2 separate regions of the Homo sapiens genome follow, and region 2 is linked to region 1. The links are chromatin loops, found by intact Hi-C in ENCODE. Cell type or tissue: B cell. All regions are shown on one strand.

Evidence for each region. Hi-C counts contacts between places; a loop is a spot of excess contacts. Peaks named below come from ENCODE experiments on the same cell type or tissue, not always from the same donor. Only the 100,000 strongest peaks of a DNase experiment are listed, where the experiment ranks them.
Region 2: it touches region 1 in a loop (16-fold over the local background); 6 of 110 quality-filtered maps call a loop at or near these places.

Annotation. Positions count from the first base shown.
Region 1 is chr6:30,613,723-30,621,722 of GRCh38, forward strand. It overlaps PPP1R10 (protein phosphatase 1 regulatory subunit 10), which reads right to left and starts at 3,521. Exons shown (of 20, transcript NM_002714.4): 1 at 3,502-3,521; 2 at 2,756-3,276. It overlaps MRPS18B (mitochondrial ribosomal protein S18B), which reads left to right and starts at 4,118. Exons shown (of 7, transcript NM_014046.4): 1 at 4,118-4,221; 2 at 5,771-5,879; 3 at 5,987-6,084; 4 at 6,199-6,267. The coding sequence starts at 4,144. RefSeq lists an enhancer at 3,779-4,347. In B cell, no CTCF peak of the experiment used is centred here; DNase peaks (open chromatin) are centred at 1,349, 2,629, 3,709, 4,049 and 2 weaker places; H3K4me3 peaks cover 4,482 bases; H3K27ac peaks cover 5,342 bases.
Region 2 is chr6:30,322,560-30,330,559 of GRCh38, forward strand. TRIM39 (tripartite motif containing 39) reads left to right here and starts at 4,368. Exons shown (of 8, transcript NM_001369521.2): 1 at 4,368-4,436; 2 at 6,330-6,482; 3 at 6,752-7,211. The coding sequence starts at 6,759. TRIM39-RPP21 (TRIM39-RPP21 readthrough) reads left to right here and starts at 6,752. Exons shown (of 10, transcript NM_001199119.1): 1 at 6,752-7,211. The coding sequence starts at 6,759. HCG17 (HLA complex group 17) reads right to left here and starts at 3,575. Exons shown (of 5, transcript NR_052012.1): 1 at 3,450-3,575. It overlaps HCG18 (HLA complex group 18), which reads right to left and starts at 4,597. Exons shown (of 3, transcript NR_102327.1): 1 at 3,592-4,597. RefSeq lists enhancers at 2,404-3,047, 6,285-7,484. In B cell, no CTCF peak of the experiment used is centred here; DNase peaks (open chromatin) are centred at 3,332, 3,882, 4,342 and 4,642; H3K4me3 peaks cover 2,876 bases; H3K27ac peaks cover 3,559 bases.

The DNA of each region.
Region 1 (8,000 bases):
ACCTGGCTTCCCATCTCCCATGTTAAGGAAGATCTTCTTTATTAATCCCCTGGCTCACTAGAGATCAGGAACCCCAGTGGGTAGAATGTTCAGCTCCCAAGGAAGATATGCTGCAGAGGCACATGGCAAACTGCTTAAAAGAAAAAAACAAAACAAAACAAAAAAAGCTTGTAGTCAACAGACATGTGAAGAGTCCCTCCCATCCAATCCAGAAGCTTAAGTAATAATTTGAGAATCTGTACCCAGTAGGAAGTTAGCCCTAAGTCTCACCCAGGTCACCAGAGGGCAGTTATACTTTCCAATTCTGCCTAGAACCTCCACGCTTCAGTGCAGGACTTTTAAAAATTAAAATTATATGGAGAGTCTGATAAAGATTTGACTTTGAAAAATTTGGGGGAAGAAAGGAACCAGACACCCAATACCACCCTCAGATAGGGCATGGCTTCTGAACATGCACCAAATGCCACAGCACTGCATGAGTTGAAAAATGAAGAGGACATCATTTTTTCATTAATGCTTTTAGGAATTTCTTTTAGAAGGGAAGGAAAAAGAAATTCAAAAAAGGTGGCTCTTTGGGGAAAAAAAAAAAATGAAAGTTGTGAAATGTAATACCAGAAAGGTTTTGCTTACCAGAAACCGTAGCTTGATTCCCCCTGCCTTGAGTTTACAACTGCCGCCTCCTTTCCTAAAGATTCACTTCTTATCCTAGTACCAATGTACAGGAACTAATCAAGTGCAGAACGTGATACAGCACTGAATACAGTTTATCCCCAAACTGAGAGGTGGGAATGAGGGCGATTTAGAAGAAAGTCCTAAAAGTACCCACCTTCCCCCGATTCTCATTACACAAAGCGACCAAATGCAGGAGGCCCACTGGTTCCTAAGCAGAAATGGCACACTTCAGTGTCATTAGGCCCGTTTATCTCCAAGTTACTCTTGCAAGCCCTTGTGTCTTTCCCATCTCCCTCTACACACATATATACATACACACACGCTCACACACATCCTCAAAGCTTCCCAGTCTTAGGTTTGCCTGTTTTTTCACCCCTGGCAGCTGAAGTGGGGAAAAATTACAAGCAGTTGTGATGAGTGAAGGAAAGTGAAAATAAAAACTGGTTCTATAAAAACTAGAACTACACAGAGATGGACAGCCTTGATACTTAATTCCTATAAGCTCCTATCCCTTTAAGATATTTTATATAATGAAAATAAGGAAAATGTCTTCTCCCTAGCAGCAACGAGCACAGGCAGTGCAAAAGCATCTGCTCAGGGGTGGAGCTTCAAGAGGGTGGAGAGAGGAGGAAGAAAGCTGATTACATCACCTTTCAAGGCTGCTCCTCCCACTTGACCAAGTTTCTAGGGCGGCCCTAAGCTCAGGATGGCAAAAGGGGGAGAAAAACAACAAAGACGGAGGGACGCCATTTTGTAATGGAGAAAGAGGACTTAAACTAAAAAGCCACCCGGCTCTGCCGGTAGCTTCAGTTACATTATAAAACACCTTTTTAGTAAAAAAAAAAAAAAAAAAAATCAAAAACCAGTTCCCCATCGTGAATAATCTTTGACCTATTTTGATCAGTAAGAGCGTAGTGAAAATTAAAGCAATTAAAATATTAAAAAGAACAATTTTCTGCAGGGAAGAACTGAATTTGCAACGGAGGTTCAACCGGCTACCATCGACCACCCCCATCCTCCCTATAGAGGGAAAGGGGGAGGAAGGACTTGGACCCCTCTCAACAAATAGGGTTGAGGTGGGAGGACAGGAAAAAAAATGGGTCAAGACACAACCTGCAACGCCGCTTGGAAGACAAAAGGACAAGGAAAGTCGCCATATTGAAGCAGGGAAGAAAAAAATTCCTTTTAACGACACAAATCTTTTAGAAAGCTAGCATTCAATTGCACTAAATGGCTTTTAAAATTATACTCCTAAATTCCACATTTCCCAACCTTTCCACCCTCTATTTAACTGTACCTCCCCCACCAAAAAATATCAAGTTAAAATGTTAATCACTCTTTTGCTTTTAAATACCTATGCAATCTGCAACAATTATAAGACATTCTTTACCTCCCCAACTATTATCTTGTATGTACTGGCACTAAGATTATATTTTGTCCTAAGTGTCTTGCAATCTTTATTCCTAGATTGCCACCTATTTTAACCACACAAATATACCCCAAGCAAATTACATTAAAATTGAGAGGATTTAACAGTCATTTAAAAAGTTATAGCGAGCTATTACTTCTCTCTGCCCATCTCCTTACCCTGCAATCTTTATGTACAGATTGCTTATTAATCTGGCAAATTGAAAGGCACCCTGCTTGTCTCACACACAAAGAAGTGGTACTTCTGGGCCACAAGATCCACCATCTCTTGTATGTGAGCTCATTAACCCTTTTGAAGACTGCTGCTAACCAGAGGAAGGTAACCATTCCTCCTTATATAAACACATATGGCTTTGGCAGTCTGGAAATTGGCTGGATTACCAAGGGTTAACCATCAAAATCCTCACTTGCTGGCCCTCCCTCCACCCTCTCTTTGCCTGCAGCAAGGCAGGGAAGAGATAGGTGGTAGGGGAGAGAGAACAAGACTGTTTAGACCCACAGGCCCTTTTTAATGGAGATTAAGTGACCAGATTGGTCCTTCTCCAGTTCTCTATTTGTTCTATGGTCTCATTTCTTCCTCTCATTATTTTTGGTTTCACAACGGGAAACGTTGATTTCTTGTTGCAAGGCTGGTTTTTGAAAATTCGACACTTACTATCCAATTTTTTTGCGACGTCAGCACCTCGGGCTCAGGGGGGAGGGGGTAAAATTTTGGAGGAAAAAAAATAAAACAACCAACCAGGACCCAAAACTCAATTATTTAGGGGGCCTCATTGGATCAAAAAGTCTTTTAAAAAATAAAGGCCAACTCAGTATTCATTTCCCCCCCACCCAACTCCATTTAGGGAGGGGGGTCGCAGAAAAAAGTTCTGAGTGGATTCAAAAAAGTAAACGCTGGATGAGTGAATTTGGGTGGTTTGGGAAGGGAGGGTGGTTGATTATTTTTGAAGTTATGTAGTGACGGTCCTTCGGCCACAGATTTCAAGTCCCAAGCAGCGTGGGCTGGTGGGGTGGGCAAGATAGGTGGGAAGGGGCAGAAGACACAAGTGGTTGGGCTGGTGGCTGCTGTTTTCCCTTTCCCCCCTCTCTCAGGATCCTTTCAAGGGCTTAGATGTTGCTGCGGCTTGTTTCTGTTTTCCTCGTGGCCGGCCTGTCTTTCTCCGAGAAAATTCAAACCTGGGATAAAAGGAACACAAGGGAGAAAGATGTAATCAGTACGGGTTGCTTCAAAACACTCACAAATGCCATCTTTGTTGTCCCCAAACAAACCTGTGTCCCATCCTGATCGCAACCGCTTTAAGCCGTGGCTCTCAAATGAACCCATCCATCCCTATCCCGCTTCCCAGATCCAACGCTCTCCGCAAAATTTTACCCACTAGACGACAAAGTAGGCAAACTTACCTCTAAACGAACCCCAGAATGGCGGCCGCCCGCTCGGGTGGAGTCTTTTATACCCGGACGCCGCCCAACGCGCCCAAACGTGCTAGTGAAACGCCCTTGTCGCGAGACATTATACGCGAGGCGTGAACTCATTGGTCAACCCAAATGACAACTCGCCAACTGATTGGCTACTCTCACTTCACCTTTGCTCCGCCCCTTTCCCTGGCACTCTCTTCCGCCTCCTTCCTGCCTCCCTGTCGCGTGCGCGTGACCAGGAGCCTAGCACCTCCCTTTCCTCTGCTTCCGCCACTTCCGCCCTGGAGAACATTTCTCACCCAGGATTGGTAGAAACCTAAGAGCGCATGCGCACTGAGAGGATACCGCTAAAAATCGCCTTCAAAATTGCTTAAAAGGCAAACTTTAACAATGCGATCTAAGAGTCGTAGTGACTGGCCAAAAAAAACCGCAATTTTGGGGTCTAATTCGATTGTGACGCAGTTGAAATTAGCTTCTCCCCCATGCCTTCCCTTTCACGCTTCCGTCCTGACGCAAACGTGGGGCCGCCTTCCGCACTGCGGGCTTGTCCTTGGCCCTGCCCTACTCAGTTTCCTGAAGCATGCGCAGTTGCCTTTCCGTCAATTCCTGTCCTGGGCGTACGTCAAGATGGCGGCGTCTGTATTAAACACCGTGCTGAGGCGGCTTCCTATGCTATCTCTCTTCCGAGGTTCTCACAGAGTTCAGGTAACTCTTCGAAAGACATTTTGCACAACCTCAAGTTGGTTATACCTTCTCGAGGTTGTCGCTCCACTGTCAGGAATCCACGAGTGGAGACCTTCCCACGTGTGTCTTAGCTGTCTAGGCAGTACTTCCTGCAACCCCCCCCCCACACCCCGCGCATTTTCTAATCCCGAGCCGAGGACTAAACGCCAGGGTTAGGTATCATCCTTTTTCCAAAATGCCATTTCAGTAAAATAACTTAAGTGATGGAATTGACCCCTGTCCACCCTCAGTCATGCATAACCAGCTTTTTAAAAATTATTTAACTAATTAAGGGGCCATGCTAATCTCTGTATCGTTGCAATTTTAGCATAACATATGTACTCCCCAAGCGAGCGCCACAACCAGCTGTTAACTATGCAAGTGGTGACTAAATCTGTGTTGCTCTGGAATGTCCTTGGGGAAATTAGGGATCCCAATTTCTACCAACCTTGCTATTTCTCAATAAGGTCAGGATATATTCTTACGACCTGAGGACAGTTTCTCAGCTCTCTTTATTAAATCAGTTTCTTATCGGAGTTATGAGAGCTTAACTCCGTCCTTTGAATTGAGGTTTCCCTCCAGTCTTGTGTACTCACCTCTCTGGAGGTTCTTGGTGGGGCACGGTGAGATAGGAAGGCTTGCCCAGCTGCCACTCCCTAAAGTGGGACTGAAGAGTGGTGACAGAGGTCAACACAGAAATAATAACAGCCTTGGTAGCTTTAAAACTAGCGTTAGGACTCAAGTTTGTTCTGCCCTGTAGAATGTTGACCTTCAGCTTTTATGAAAATGGGCAACTCAGTGACTTCATTGGATTGATTTGGAGACTCACCTGTCTTCTGCATCCCCTCCCCACCACACATCTTAGTTCCAAGAACCTAGATATCCTTCCTCTTACTTTATTCTTCCACCAGAGTCAATTTATTTCCAAAAAGCAAGAATACCTTTTATGTACTAGATTTTTTTTTCTTTTTTCTTTACACGAAATCTCACTCTGTTGCCAGGTTGGAGTGTAGTGGCGCAATCTTGGCTCACTGCAACCTCCGCCTCCCGGGTTCAAGTGATTCTCTTGCCTCAGCCTCCCGAGTAGCTGGGACTACAGGCGCATGCCACCACGCCGAACTAATTTTTGTATTTTTAGTAGAGATAAGGTTTCACCATGTTGGCCAGGATGGTCTCGATGTCTTGACCTCATGATCCGCCTGCCTGGGCCTCCCAAAGTGCTGGGATTACAGACGTGAGCCACTGCGCCCGGCCTTGTACTAGACTTTTTATTTGTCTTCTGAAATAAGATTGTTTTTTAGGCATATATCCCCTAACTTAGCTTTTCTTTCAGGATCCAATTGTAGAAAAGGAGAGTGGTTGTTGATTTATGTCAATTTAAACCCAACAAAAATACTTAACTTACATATGCATTCCTGTTATATTCCATTAATGCAGTATGTGTGCATTCCTCCTTTCCAAAGTGTGATAAGCAAAACAATTTAGTCCTTTCCTTAAACTCATTCTTTTATTTTTTTCTTCTCCTTTGTAGGTTCCCCTCCAGACTCTTTGCACCAAAGCTCCCTCTGAGGAAGATTCTTTGTCCTCAGTTCCCATTTCTCCTTATAAGGATGAGCCCTGGAAATATCTGGAATCAGAAGGTACCTCTAAAGGGGGAAAGGGAGGGTCAGATAGGATTTGAGATAAGTGGACAGAGCCACCCACTACACTCCCACCCAGGAATAACTTGTATGATCTTTCATTTCAGAATACCAGGAGCGATATGGTTCTCGCCCCGTCTGGGCTGACTACCGCCGCAACCACAAGGGTGGTGTACCCCCACAGCGGACTCGGAAGACATGTATTGTGAGTTTCTGAGAGTGGGATGTGGAGTGCGGGGAGGCCACAAGTAACAGTAACAGCAGCACTTTTTCTGACGTGTTTGAACATCCTTAACTGCTGTTTTTTTTCTCTCTACAGCGTCGGAATAAAGTTGTTGGGAATCCCTGCCCCATCTGTCGAGATCACAAGTTGCATGTTGACTTTAGGGTAAGGAGAGTCTTTTCTTTTTAGGGTAAGAAAAATAAAGATTAGGGGCTGGGCGCGGTGGCTCACGCCTGTAATCCCAGCACTTTGGGAGGCCAAGGCAGGTGGATCATGAGGTCAGGAGATCAAGACCATCCTGGCTAACACGGTGAAACCCCGTCTCTACTAAAAATACAAAAAATTAGCCGGTTGTGGTGGCGGGCGCCTGTAGTCCCAGCTACTCAGGAGGCTGAGGCAGGAGAATGGCGTGAACCCGGGAGGCAGAGCTTGCGGTGAGCTGAGATCGCATCACCGCACTCTAGCCTGGGCGACAGAGTGAGACTCCGTCTCAAAAAAAAAATAAAATAAAATAAAAAAAATTAAAAAGAAAAATAAAGATTAGGAGCCCCTTTGCAGTGCCAAAGAGATTACTGTAGGTGCCCCACACTTCGTATATCCAGGAGGCCCTACAGTCCGTTTTATAGTAACTGTTTCTGGCATTATAAAAACATCCCTCCAGCCTTTTACCTTCTACTATGGATTGTACTGAAAGTTTTATCCTATGCCTATGAAATTTACAGTCTAAATTGGCAGGTAAGAGAAATGGCTGTTTTTTTTTTTTGAGACGGAGTCTTACTCTGTTGCCAAGGCTGGAGTGCAGTGGCGTGATCTCAGCTCACTGCAACCTCCGCCTTCTGGGTTCAAGCGATTCTCCCGCCTCAGCCTCCCAAGTAGCTGTAACTACAGGCTTGTGCCACCAAGCCCAGCTATTTTTTGTATTTTTAGTAGAGACAGAGTTTCACCATATTGGCCAGGCTGGTCTCAAACTCCTGACCTTGTGACCCACCCGCCTCGGCCTCCCAAAATGCTGGGATTACAGGTGTGAGCCACCACACCCAGCCAGCGAAATGGCTATTTCTAGTGGGAGAGCCAATATCCAAAGATTCGTTTGTATTCATTACAGTTATTACCAAATATATTGGCCCACTTTCTTCCTGAGGTTTTCTTTATTTCCTTGTCAATGTTCAGTGCCATGCTGGCACCTGGGGCTGGAGGGCAGGTATATGAAGCAAGATAGAGTCCATTATTTTTCAAAAAGCCTTCAATATGTGAGAAGGACAGGATTTGCTCCTTAAAGAATTTGAAAACATATTGGCTGGGTGCGGCGGCCCATGCCTGTAATGCTAGCACTTTGGGAGGCCCAGGCAGGTGCTTCACCTGAGGTCAGGAGTTTGAGACCAGCCTGGCCAACGTGGTGAAACCCTGTCTCTACTAAAAATACAAAAATTAGCCAGGCATGGTGGCAGGCGCCTATAATCCCAGCTACTTGGGAGGCTGAGGCAGGAGAATTGCTTGAACCCGGGAGGCGGAGGTTGCAGTGAGCTGAGATTGCACCACTGCACTCCAGCCTGGGCGAAAGAGTGAAACTCCTCAAAGAAAAACAAAACAAAAAGAATTTGAAAACATTATATCAATAAAACAGATAATGGGAAAGTGTTCTTCTGAGCTTGCAGCAAAAGTATTAGAGCAGAAGCTATATGGCTGATCATCAGGGAAGTAGTAGAGCATTTGGATAACAGTCAGAAAATGGGGGTATTTGACTGCAATAAGAACCCTTCTAACACAGGTTATTTAGGAGTCCCATAGATAATTTCCCAGTTTCAATTGCATATAATTGGTTATAAAAAGAGATTATGGCCAGGTGCGGTGGCTCATGCTTGTAATCCCAGCACTTTGGGAGGCCAAGGTGAGTGGAT
Region 2 (8,000 bases), 290 kb before region 1:
TCGAGACAGGGGAATTGTGATAGAGAAAGAGTACTTCACGCAGAACCAGCTGTGTGGGAGATCAGTCTCCCCGAGCACGGGGGAGCAGAGTTTTAAAAGATAACTTCGTGGGTGGGGGGAAGCCAGTGAGCCAGAAGTGCTGATTGGTCAGGGATGAAACTGTAGGGAATCAAAACCGTCTTCCTGCACTGAGTCAGTTCCTGGGTGGGGGCCACATAATCAGATGAGCCACTTTGGGCAGCCAAAGTGAGTGGATCACCGGAGGTCGGGAATTGGAAACCAGCCTGGCCAACATTGTGAAACCCTGTCTCTACTAAAAAACAAAAAAAAAAAAACAAACAGAAAAAGCCAGGCGTGATGGCAGGTGCCTGTAATCCCAGCTACTCGAGAGGCTGAGACAGGAGAATCACTTGAATCCGGGAGGCGGAGGTTGCAGTGAGCCGAGATCGTGCCATTTGCACTCCAGCCTGGGCGACAAGAGCAAGACTCCGTCTCCAAAAAAAAAAAAAAAAAAAAAAAGAGCCAGTTTATTGATGTGGGTAGTGCCAGCTGACCCATCAAGTACGGGGTCTGCAAAATACCTCAAGCACTGATCACAGGAGCAGTTTAGGGAGGGTCAGAATCTTGCAGCCTCCAGCTGCATGACTACTAAACCAAAAATTCTAATCCTGTGGCTAATGTTAGTCTAGTCCTCAGACAAGAAGGAAGTCTGCTTTGGGAAAGGGCTGTTACCCTCTTTGTTTATAAACTAAGTTTCTCCCAAAGTTAGTTCAGCCTACGCCCAGGAATGAACAAGAACAGCTTGGAGCTTAGAAGCAAGATGGAGTCGGTTACGTTAGATTTCTTTCACTGTCTCAGTCATCATTTTGCAAAGGCTGTTTCAGTTCTTCCTTTCTAATAAACTTTCCTTTTTTCAAACCTATACTGTTTGTAGGTATGGTAAATTCATTTTACCAACCTGCGAGTTGACCACTTCCCGGTGCCAGGGCTCTGACACCTTGCCAGGCACTTACGGAAAGATAATTGTAAAAATCTAATAGAATTTTAAATTTCCATGCCTTCGAACCCAGCAGCCAAACTTCCAGAAATTTATCCTACTAATATAATGGCACGACGATCTAAAGAGATATGTACAAGGATGTTCTCGACAGCCTTTATTTAATAAGATGTGGAAAGAACCTTAAATGTCTACTCAAAATTGTTGAATAAATCACATGTCTACAAAATGAATAATGCAGACTTTAAAAAGAGTGAGGTAGCTCTATGTCACCAAACTGGAACAATAAAAGCCACTATAAAGTATAAAAAGCAAGCTGAAGACTGTCTCTATGTTTGAAATTTTTCATAATAAAAAATGAAAAAAATGGAGGGGGATTAGATATATTGCCTTTTCATGAGTAAGAATCTCACAAGTCTTGGACAATTAAACCCCGCCTTCATCCCTCCCATCTCATCATATCTGACCTCAACCAGTTTCCTACCTACACTGCTTATATGCCCATTTGCTCTATATGACTCAGTCATTTCAAGATTGCTTCTGTTTTCCCTTATTGATATAAAAATATTAAAAATGTATATTTAAAATTTGTTTAATTACATCCCATTATTACAGTTCATTTTTGCATATTCCTGTGTTGAAAATCCTTTGGTATAAATCAACATCAAAACTCGGTGTTATTCCACTTTTCTTGAACTGTAATCCTTTTTAAACAAGGAATATACCTTTTCTTGTTTAGAGAATATACGTACATTCATAAATCTTGGCAACTTTCAAAGGCCATAACAAATTTGTGTTAAGAATTCAGATCCCCTTTATTATTGTGGTAAACAGACAGATGAAATTAAGAGATTATAGCTTGTTTTCACTCTCTCCCAATTACTATCGCTTGAAAAATACCGGATATTTCATTATTATCCTGTCCGGAGTCGGCAAACTACGGTCTACTATCTGTCTTCGTATACGTCAAAAGCTAAGAATGGTTTTTACATTTTTAAATGACTGGGGAGGGAGGGCCAGAATCCAAGGGGAGTATTTAATGACACTTGAAAATGTTATTAAATTCAAATTTTAGCATCCATAATAAAGTTTCATTGACACACAGCCATGCTCATTTAGCTTTTGTTTGTTTTTGGAGACAGAGTCTCGCTCTGTCGCCCAGGCTGGAGTGCAGTGGCGAGATCTCGGCTCACTGCAACCTCTGCCTCCTGCTTTCAAGCCATTCTCCTGCCTCCGCCTTCCAGGTAGCTGGGATTACAGGTGCGCGCCACACGCGCCACACGCCCGGCTAATTTTTGTCTCTACTAAAAAGTAGAGACAGGGTTTCGCTATGTTGGCCAGGCTGGTCTCAAACTCCTGACCTCAGGTGATCCACCCGCCTCGGCCTCCCAAAGTGATAGGATTACAGGCGTGAGCCACCGCGCCCAGCCTTCATTTAGTACTGTCTAATGATGTTTTCATACTGCAAGGAGAAAGCTGAGTATGGACCACAAGGCCAAAAAGATGTCCTCTCTGGCTCTCTACAGCAAAGATTTGCCAAGCCCTGTTATATGTCATACTACTTGCGCTTCATAATTTTATAGTTTTACCTAGACAGTCTCCCTTTTTTCCTTCCATATTCAGCATAAAATCCCCTTAATATCAGTCTCTAGGCAAGCACATTCTTCACAGTCCTTAGAACTGGACCTCCTCTTGTTAATTTCCTTAGTCTAATCACATTCCTCCTGGTTATCTACAAACAGAAAGCCAGAAAGGAGGGCTATCAACATCTTAAGCGCCACAAATTAACAAATCAAAACCAAATCTCTCTCTCCCTCCGAAGCCACGGCTAAGGAGGCTCACTGCCCAGTTAGTGGCTTTCAAACTACCCTTACAAGTGAGACATCTTGTGAATTAGAACAAGTGCTGCTGCTAAAATCCCTAACGGCTACATAGCAATGTGAAAAAAGGTATCAAATGTAATTTTCTCAAATTTAATCTTCTTCAATTCTTGGCACAAAAAAAGGAACAGTAAAGGTAGACAACTGTAATTAGCATGTGTGATCCCAAATCTTTATACCTTAGATACTGGATTATATTTTCAGCAAGTAAATAGTTTCTGGCTCCCAAGATGAGAGGTTAAATAATGCAGGGTGTTTGTAAACAGCAGCACAATTTACACCGGAAATTAGGGCCCTTTCTCACCGAGGAGAGTACAGCAAAATCTGCTCATCTCTTTCAATGAATATTCTCCATGACTAGTGCTGGCGGCGGGGAGGCGGAGCAAGCTATCTTTTCTACCAGCCGTGTCACACCCCTCCTAGCACTAACCCCTCCTCCTCAGCCTTTTCACACCTCTACCCACTACTAGCCCCTCCCCAGCCCCATCACCTCTTCCCGGGCCCCTCACACCTCTCCCAGCATACTCTTCCCCAGCCTCATCACCTCACCCACTTCCTCCAAAATCACTGACCTGCTAAGCTTCCAGCAGCAGGCGGGCAAAGCAGGGAGGCTGTAATGCAAAAGTCCGCAGTCCCTACACAAACACTATCTGCTCCTGCGGAGAAACTCAAGTCACAGCCCCAGAAGTGGAAAGAACAGGCCTTGGCTCTCACCCAGTTAACAAGCGTTTATCCAGCGCACGTGTTGCGGTCGGACCCCATGCGAAGGAGCTAAGGACACAAAGGTGAGCAGCAGAGACGCGGTTCCAGCTCTCCCCCGGCTCCCACTCCAGCGGGATAGGTAGATAATTTCGGTAAATTTCGCCAAGCAGGGGCAGGACAAAGAGTATTTGAAGTCTACCGCGGGGAGAACTTACCTAATCCTTGAATGTTAAAAGGCTAAAAACTCCACTAGTCGGAAGTGACGTGCCAGCTTAGCCCCGCAGGTCCGCCACGTAATTGGCCGCCGCCACAGCTAGCCACCCTCTCCCCAGACTGGCCCGAAGAGAGGAAAAGTGTGGAAGTCCACAAGCCGCCCCCGCCCCGCCCTCTTCGTCGACTTTCAGCTGCACCGGGAGGCGGCGGCGCCTGGCCAGAGCCGGGGCCTGGAGCCTGGACTAGACAGCCTCGCCGGCCGGGGCGCCAGTCCAGCGCCCTGCGGGCAATGGGCTTCAGCGCTCGAGCACGCGCATGCGCGGGCCTGTATCTCCAGAGGATTCCTCGGGTCACCTGGACGCCAGCATCTCAGCCACCTGCCCCTCTGGGTCCCTTCTTGCCCTTGATTCCCCCTGCTGCTTCTCATCGCCAGCCCTCCTCCTCCTTCTTCCGCAGGCACCGCTAGACCCGGCCGCGGCCGCCCGCCGACACCCCAGCTTCCACTGACACGAGCCTCGGCGCGGCTTCCGCTTCCGGCGAGTATTGTGTGTCGCGCCGCGGGGCGGGGGCGAGGGGAGGAGGAAGGAGGGAGGCAGCGCTCCGGCGGCTCCGCGCCCCGCACTCCCGGACCCGAAGCCGGGAAGGTAGGTGCTGTCCCGCCGCCGCGCCCGAGCCTGGGGCCTGCGCTCGCCGGCCGGCTCCGCAAGCCGCGTCCCAGCGCCCCGCGACTGCGTCACCGGCCCCCCGCACGTAACCACAGCTGCCTCCGCCCGCCTCGGGCCCGGGCGGACGTTTTGCCGCCCCGGCGACGTCAGCGCGTCCGGCGTTGCTTGGCTACCCCGCCGTTCCCCCGTCCCGCTGCTGCTCACCTCCCCGGGTGAAACTCTGACGCAGTCACCGCGGGTCTCGGCAGCGTCATAGCGGCGGGCATCCCATCTGCACGTCACACCTCTTTCTCACCTGGACACGCATCCCTTCCTACCCTGCCAGCCACGACGTTTCCTCTTTCCCCTCTCCAATGCCCCAGCCCCAGATCTGGCGGAAGAAGATGGAGAACGGGGGTGGGACAGAGTTGTGGACAACCTCTCAGGAGAGGGTCGCAAGGTGGGACCCTGAACAGTGGTAGAAACAAAATGAGATTGTCCCTGAAGTTTGCCCTTCAGCTGAGACACAAGGAGTAGAGGAAGAGGAAGGACTAACGCAGAGGCACTCAAGGTCTCACTATGACTGTAGTTGAGAGTCCTCTCCCTTCTTCCCTAACCCTTTCCCCATTTCTCTCACCACTTCTTTGCCAGTCTAGATCCGTCCTGGTGCCTTACTGTGCATACAGTTCTACTCGTCTCAGGTGAGGAGGCCACTTAATTTGTAAAAGACTGAGGAAGGGGTAGGATCACCACAAGTCAAAGTTGGATTCCCACAGATAGAAATCATCTGACTGAACTTCTCTCCTATTGCTGACAGAAGAAATTCAAATCCAAAGAAGTTATCAGTTCCTACTCCAAATCAAACACATTTGTGTGTGCCAACAATATATACAGGAACAATTGTTGTTAACCTACCTCATTACATGGCCACTTATCTCTCAGCACATAGATCTACCAAATTTCCTTCCTTCCAGTAGGTCCCTGGAGAAGGATGGGGGTCGGGAGGAGAAAAGGTTATGGGGATAGTTAAATCAACTTACCCATGGCTAAAAGTATGGATGTTTTAAGGATGGAGTAGGGGGCCAGCCTTGTGTTTTATAAATCTCTCCTATGCATTTCCAATTCTTCTGAGGCTGCGCTTGAGGGAGATCTCATTGCCTCTTTTGTGTCTCTTAATTCGCAACCACTCCAGGACCTATAAGTTGGAGACACACTATGCCCAGGGTGTTAGTTATCAATAGCTATATTGAAAGATTCCAGTCACTACAAATAGACTCGTTGCTCTCTTTTCAAGAAGTCGTTGGCCTGAGCTCAGCAATATTTAATATGGTTGCCATAATTTATCAGTTTTCAGCAGTTCTGAGTGTCCAGATGAACACAAGAGAAATGGAATGTTGCGTGAAATGTCATTCCAAGAAGAGAGCAGATTTCCTTTAGGCTAGTCTGATGGATAAAAGGAAGAATAATTTCAGATTTTCCTGAAAAGAGGAGGTTGCCTTTGCCTCATTCATTCCATTTGTTAGCCTTTAGAGCAGTGGTATCTAACCCTTTCAATATGAGGACTCTCTTTGCTTATCTGTGGTGGCTGATAAAAATTATGCATGGACCTTCTGTGGTGGTGATAGAACAAAAGTTATGCATGGACTTTTTTTTTTTTAAGCTTATCAGCTGTCATTAGTGTCAATGTATTTTATGTCTGGCCCAAGACACTTCTTCCAGTGGGCCCAGGGAAGCCAAAAGGTTGGATATTGTGATTTAGAAGAATGAGAGAACAGTGTCAGAGAATCAAGCTTAGACTCCAGTGGATTAATCATAAAGCTCTTATAACATTAAACTTTAAAATATGGTTAATTTAAGAAATGTTAATATTTTTATGACTTTTTTACTTCTCAGATTCCTTTCTTGTCTGTTAGAAACGTATGTCAAACGAGGATACAGTGTCTGGAACTATTGGTTCTAAGATATAAGTGGAATGAGCCTGGATCAGGAGAAGTATGCTGAGCTAGAGTTGAAGGAAGCTTCTCTTTCTAACAAGAGAAAGCAGAGGTAAGAGACAAGATAGATCAATTGGGGGTTGTGTGTCAGTTTACTAACAAGAAAAAAAAGGTTGATGGCTGGGAGTCACAAGTTTTGAAAATGGAGAAACAAAGAGGTTGAATTGATTGGAAGAGAAGATGGAGAATAACAAGAAGGGGCAAATCTGGAGTTAGGACTTAACATAGGGATAAATGTCGGGTCAGGGATGCAAAAAAAAAAAAAAGAAAAAACCTCCAATTAATATTTTTATTTTCTCTGTCCTCTTCCCCACTCCCAAGTTAAATTATGGCAGAGACAAGTCTGTTAGAGGCTGGGGCCTCTGCAGCCTCTACAGCTGCGGCTTTGGAGAACTTACAGGTGGAGGCGAGCTGCTCTGTGTGCCTGGAGTATCTGAAGGAACCTGTCATCATTGAGTGTGGGCACAACTTCTGCAAAGCTTGCATCACCCGCTGGTGGGAGGACCTAGAGAGGGACTTCCCTTGTCCTGTCTGTCGAAAGACATCCCGCTACCGCAGTCTCCGACCTAATCGGCAACTAGGCAGTATGGTGGAAATTGCCAAGCAGCTCCAGGCCGTCAAGCGGAAGATCCGGGATGAGAGCCTCTGCCCCCAACACCATGAGGCCCTCAGCCTTTTCTGTTATGAGGACCAGGAGGCTGTATGCTTGATATGTGCAATTTCCCACACCCACCGGGCCCACACCGTTGTGCCACTGGACGATGCTACACAGGAGTACAAGGTGGGGAAGCAGACACACGATGTCAGTGTGGGTAAAAAGGGAGAAGCGGCAGAGGATGAGATACTCCCTAGGTAGAGATCGTAAGCTCCTACTACTCACTTTGTATTCTCAGAGCTGCATATGCAGGGGCACACAGTATGTGTGATCAGTTGTCCTCTAGCCTGAAAAAGAGCAATGGTGAGAAGTGCCCTAAAATTTCTCTCTGACTTTTGCAATACATGTGAGTCTTATGGGTGAATATTGGTATGTGTGGTCATATTTTTCATAAATGAATGAAACCACATGGAAAAGATTAAACTTAGGAAGAACTGAAAAGTAGTCTGGTTTCTTCATTCTGCCTGCCTGCTCAGAATGCTCCTTGTTTTCACACTGGTTATTGGGCATAGGTAATATCGCTTGAGACTGATACCTACCGGACTAAGCTGAACCATTCAATTGTTTGCAGCTTCTCTAGGTAATGGGTAACATGGCATATCATTTAACTTACTGCTGAGACAAAGGAAAATGTTTGAATAAAGGGAACAGAGATATGAATGTGTTAGCATTTTATCATATACTTTGCTTAGTTATGTTACTCTTGAAAACAAGATTTCAGGTAACTTACAGTATAATAACCATGTTTTTATTGTAGGTGGACAGAGGTGGATGGGAGGACAGGTTTAAAGAGAGATATTAGGGTACAGAAGGTTGCTTGGATGGTAATAGGCAGTTGCCTCAGTAAGAAAATGGAAAGAGTTGAGAAAGGACACAGAGTTGATGACAGCTATCTCAGATTCAGTAAAAGGACAG